Linked DNA regions of Homo sapiens: region 2 is linked to region 1. Evidence: chromatin contacts called from ENCODE Hi-C or POLR2A ChIA-PET data. All regions are on one chromosome and are shown on one strand. Each heading gives the region's core, a stretch centred on a gene start or an enhancer-like site at or near the end of the contact. The rest is flanking DNA. Distances are from core to core; before and after follow the strand shown. Region 1 overlaps TRIP12 (thyroid hormone receptor interactor 12). Region 2 overlaps TRIP12 (thyroid hormone receptor interactor 12).

The links. A loop is a pair of places that touch in the nucleus more often than their neighbours do. ChIA-PET counts read pairs that join two places held with the same protein, here RNA polymerase II (POLR2A). Pooled maps may share reads with other maps.
Region 2: a loop to region 1 is called in a map of naive thymus-derived CD4-positive, alpha-beta T cell, with 4 times the contacts of the local background. The contact joins two enhancer-like sites. A Hi-C loop is called at or near these places in 7 of 168 maps with a recorded cell type or tissue (B cell, CD4-positive, alpha-beta T cell, CD8-positive, alpha-beta T cell and 2 more) and 6 of 50 pooled maps. POLR2A ChIA-PET finds 5 or more read pairs at or near these places in 6 of 52 experiments (H1, MCF 10A, PC-9 and 3 more).

Annotation. Positions count from the first base shown.
Region 1 is chr2:229,851,486-229,854,185 of GRCh38, reverse strand. The region is part of intron 4 of TRIP12 (thyroid hormone receptor interactor 12); the gene reads left to right. Among named protein-coding and RNA genes, the nearest start is that of TRIP12, 69 kb to the left of the region's middle. RefSeq lists an enhancer at 2,672-2,700. Within about 2 kb of position 1,450, at least 7 of the 41 ENCODE cell types and tissues checked have a DNase peak (open chromatin) inside an H3K27ac peak, as active enhancers do.
Region 2 is chr2:229,800,042-229,802,741 of GRCh38, reverse strand. It overlaps TRIP12 (thyroid hormone receptor interactor 12), which reads left to right. Exons shown (of 42, transcript NM_001348323.3): 21 at 283-490. Among named protein-coding and RNA genes, the nearest start is that of DNER, 87 kb to the right of the region's middle. Within about 2 kb of position 1,426, at least 4 of the 41 ENCODE cell types and tissues checked have a DNase peak (open chromatin) inside an H3K27ac peak, as active enhancers do.

The DNA of each region.
Region 1 (2,700 bases), core at 201-2,700:
GGATGATAAATTACCTCATGGCTGTAATATACATTATTTGGATGATGGCTAATACCGAAAGCCCAGACTTTGCCACTAAGCAATATATCCATATAACAAAACTGCACTTGCACCCCTTAAATTTACACAAGAAAGTCAAAACTAGGAATATATATACAAATAAAATTGCATAATTTTATATGTAAACATGTAACCTATATAAATGGATACATCAACATAAATGAAAACAAAAATGTCAATATTAATACATGTACATTGCTTTAAAAAATATTATCTCCTCATAGTTTGGCGAGGTTGGGCAAATCATTCAGCTGTAGTTATGATACCAACCCTATTACTAATCTTATTTGCAAAATAATAAGATTCCTCCTTGTGAAGCATAAATGAAAGATTTTCAAAGTTGTTTTCACATATGAAGTGCCATAGAATGCAGCAACATATTGTAATGTACCATGTAATGTTGAATTGAGAGTTATGGTCATGTATGTATGTATGTATGTATGTATTTTATTTATTTATTTATTTTTGGAGTCAGAGTCTCATTCTTGTCGCCCAGTCTGGAGTGCAGTGGTGTGATCTCTGCTCACTGCATCCTCCCCCTCCTGGATTCAAGTGATTCTCGTGTCTCAGCCTCCCAAGTAGCTGGGATTCACAGGTGCCACCACACCTGGCTAATTTTTGTATTTTTAGTAGAGATGCGGTTTTGCCATGTTGGCCAGGCTGGTCTCGAACTCCTGACCTCAGGTGATCTGCCCGCCTCGCCCAGCCAGGTCATGTATTTAAAGGGCTTTTGTATGCATCAGGGTTTTTTGTTTTAACGTTAATTCAGAGGCCAGAATTAGATTCAGTGGGTGGATGAAAGTTGAGAGATGGGCTTCTGATTAATACAAATCTTAGTAGAATAAAAATCTAAAAATTATATTAAAAATAGAGTAGGCCATTGTGAGAAATTTCACATTGGGTAGGTTTTTTATTTTATTTTGGATATCCTTTGTTTTCTTCCAGTTTTTAAGAATTGAACCTATTTGAATGTGATGTGTTTCCTTAGGTAAAGACTTATTCTAAGACATAATTGGTCAGTAGGAGAGCTTTCATAGTAAAGGAAATGTTTTAAAAATTGTAGGAACAACAGTATTTTTAAGATGCTTTATGAAAAACCATTCTCCATGTTCAAGTATTATTCAAGGAGATTCTAGATAAGCAGGAATATATTGAAAGCTGTGGGAAGACTTGCAGTAACTTCTTAACCCAATAATTTGCAAATTAATTTGACCAGCTATTACTTGGGAACCAGTAGTGGTTCATGGAATACACTCAGGAAATGATATAATACATTTAGTGAGGAAGCTTAAACAGGAAGACCTTGTTATTGTGCTGCTTAGTCAATTGTTGATAGACCAATGAACAAGTTCCCGGCGAGGCACTAGGGCTGGCAGAAGATCTAGTGAAACCGCTACTTTAGTGATAGACTTCCTGAAGCATTGCTGCTTGCCAGCTGTATCTCATCAAAACAGCTCTGAGACAAAGGTCATTCTGTGTTACTTGGTAAAAGTCTCCTGAGTACCCCAGAAAGAAAATTGTTATGTAACAATTTTTAATGTACATTAGGAAGTTATAGCTGTCTCTTGTTTAGCCTAAGTAAGTAGACATTTTTGCAAATTTTATACAGCATAAATATAAAACCAGTAGGGTAATATAATGATATAGATGGCTTCAAAAATCTTTTTATATTTTAATATACTTTAAATAATTTTATAATAGTTTGGCTTCAAAATATATTTTGCTAATCTACCTTCTTATAAAAGCTAATTTAAAAAAAAATTTGCAATAATTTCAAAGTGAGTAGATGATGATGGTATAGAATTATAAGAAACAATTGGTGATCAAAATCTGAGTAATTATGGAACCTGTTTATAGAAAAACTTAAGTTATATTTCCAGGCAGATGTTCTATTGAAGATCTACTTTACTCTCTATTATTTAAAGTGGACATCATGTGCACGTTATTAGTAACATAGCAGTAGTTAACAGCTTACTTTTGTCTTGAGTTTCATATTCTCCTGGTGACTTTGCATGTAGCCTGTGGTTTTTATCAGACCTAGACAAGAACCAGGCAAAAGCCAAATTCTAGAAAAGAGATTCTGATTAGATTAGGAAGACTTAGTGCTTTGGGCCCCTAGCACGGAGGGAGGAAATAAGAATGAGTTAAGCAGGAGAGATGAATTTAAGTTAGATACATGGTTTTGTGTCCGGAATTGGTGGATTCTTGGTCTCACTGACTTCAAGAATGAAGCCGCGGACCCTCATGGTGAGTGTTACAGCTCTTAAGGTGGCGCGTCTGGAGTTTGTTCCTTCTGATGTTCGGATGTGTTTGGAGTTTCTTCCTTCTGGTGGGTTCATGGTCTCGCTGGCTCAGGAGTGAAGCTGCGCGGTGAGTGTTACAGTTCTTAAGGCAGCACGTCTGGAGTTGTTCCTTCCTCCCGGTGGGCTCATGGTCTTGCTGGCTTCAGGAGTGAAGCTGCAGATCTTCGCGGTGAGTGTTATAGCTCATAAAAGCAGTGTGGACCCAAAGAGTGAGCAGTAGCAAGATTTATTGCAAAGAGTGAAAGAACAAAGCTTCCAGTGTGGAAGGGGACCCGAGCGGGTTGCCACTGCTGGCTCGGGCAGCCTGCTTTTATTCTCTTATCTGGCCCCACCCACA
Region 2 (2,700 bases), core at 177-2,676, 51 kb after region 1:
TGAATAGGACTTTGTGACCCTATTAAGTTTTATATAATCTGGTTTTGAAGATTAGAAGACATTCAATATCAGTATTTTTCTTTAACCTTTAGTTTTTATATTTTTTTCTGATTGAAGTCAAGTTGAAAACTCTGGCTCCTAATTTCTTTTACCTATTTGCCAGTTATGTTTTAGTCTTTTTGTGTATTATGTCAGTGTTGGTATTTAGGGATTTTGTAATGGTGGGGAGAAGGTTCTACTCCTGATTAAAACTGACTCCCTTTCATCTCTGTTATTATAAAGGTGTAATGCATCAAGTAAAACACTTAGCAGAATCAGAGTCTTTGTTGACAAGTCCACCAAAGGCATGTACGAATGGATCGGGATCCATGGGATCCACAACTTCAGTCAGCAGTGGGACAGCCACAGCTGCCACTCATGCTGCAGCTGACTTGGGATCACCCAGCTTGCAGCACAGCAGGGATGATTCTTTAGATCTCAGCCCTCAAGGGTAAGTAAGAATTGTGTTGTGATTTTTATTTCTTTGCTGTTAGCGCTGCTTTGGTACCTAAGAATCATATAGGGAGTAAAATGGTAACATATTAGCATATATATATTATATTTTTCCTTTTGTATTTTGTTAATGAGAATGGGAAGAAAACATTTATTGGAAACCTACTGTATTGGGCTGTGTTTAGGAACTGTAAGAGATTAGTTTTATTCCCACTGACATACAAGGAAACTAAAGTTCAGAGACATTTGTGACTTGCACGGTGTTACACACTTATGTTACTTGTAGGCTCTAACATTGTGGGATTTGAATTCTGGTTTCTGATTTCATAATCTTGTGACTATTTTTTGTGCTGCTGCATACATACGACCTCAGAGACATCCAGATATTAATACAGTTAAAAATACTGAAAATTAGAAGTCTTAGAATAAAGGCCAAAAAATACTGATTCCCCATTTATCTTTAATTGGCAACTGGGAGTTAAATACTTTGCTTTTAATAAGGGAAAATGAGAGTTCTTAAATTCTCTACTCCCATTTATTTATCAGCTTTTAATCTTTGTTATACCATGCTACTAAGAATGTTTCCAAAACTTCCATTGGTTTCCATTTTGTTGTGTTAGAAACAAATCACACTCTAAAAGTGTTTTTATTTCCTTGCTATTAGAAGCTTAATATTACTAGATGAGTGGTACCTGATGAACCAAATTCAGTTCTGAAATTCAGTATGTATTCACTTCAGTACTCTTTCTGGCTCCTTTTAAACTGAAAAGTAGATCATGCTAAAATATAGTAATAATAAGTGGGGTCCAAAAATTTAATCTTATAATCTGCAGGGTAGCATTGTCTTGTGCAGGCAGCCAACTCAGGTAGGAGAGGGGATGAGGGGAATTTGGTGCCACCTGGTGGCAGTTTTCTAGTCCAGCTTAAATATGAATTTTGGCAGTTTCAAGACTTCTGGCAGACTGAACTTCTGGCACAGTGGGTATTATTTTAGGAAACTGCTGAGTTTAACTGGCACCCATGTTGTTTGACCAGTCTGAGGAGATTGGGCTTGGAGAGTTCTGGGGACTCTTCCACATCCCTGATTCTGCAGTTGCTTTTGTCTGCCATTTTCCTTTCCAGCCTTGCTCTCTCCTTTACTTCCTTCCCAGCCCCATTCCTACCCACTAGCTGCTGCAGTAACATAAGTTATTGCAGGGTTTTACTGTAATGTAGGCATGGTGCCTGAGACATCATAGATACTCAGTAAATTACAGAGAGTGATACAGTTCAGACAATTGCAGTATTTCTTTCCCTTTAAAAATGTTTTCCTTTCTCCCTTTTTTCTTTTTCTTTTTTTCAAAAAGAGACACAGCATGGGGTCTTGCTCTGTTTCTCAGGCTAACCTCGAACTCCCGGGCTCAAGTGACCCTCCCTACCTTGGCCTCCGAAGTAGCTGGGACTACAGGCATGTGCTAGCATGCCCAGCTCAAATGCAGTATTTCTGAGCCATTTTAATTTAAGGAGTTGGAATTGATTATAGAGTCTAACAGTTGATTATGCCAAAGAAAGAGAAAATAACTTTTTTCTTAAAATATTTTTACATGGTTTTAAATAGTTTTAAGTGGTTCCATATTACAGCATGGTTGCAAATGAAAAATTCATGTTAATTTTTTTTAAATGAAAATTGTTTAATTACATTTTTCATCCTTTGAAAGTTCATTTTTCCTGATTGTCAAGCACATTTGAGCACATTATTAAGTATATTCCATAGAAATGTCAGGTGTTGGAAATTTTCCAATTTTTTTTCAGATTTTTCCAGTTTTATTTGGGCCACAGACCAACTAAACCACAACATTTTTCAGCCTTTTCATCTTATTTAGTTTTGTTATTCTAAAAATTTATTGCTGTTACAAACTATTTCTACTGTCGTTAGAACAGGCTACAGGTGTTTAATTTTGCAAATGATTCTAATTCAGAATAAATTACTCATACTACTCACTAGATTTGTATATAGGTTTAAAAAAACCAACTAAAATGTTCATAAATGCATTTATTTAGTATGTTATTGCCATTGTCACACTATGAAATTACTTTGGGTAGTATGTTAGAGGCAGATGAGTATTTTGACAACATGAACACTAAGGGTCATGTATATTTTACTCACGGCCATTTTGGTTATGGAAAAAGTGTGTTATGTGGATTTAACATTCTTTTTCAGGTTGGTGA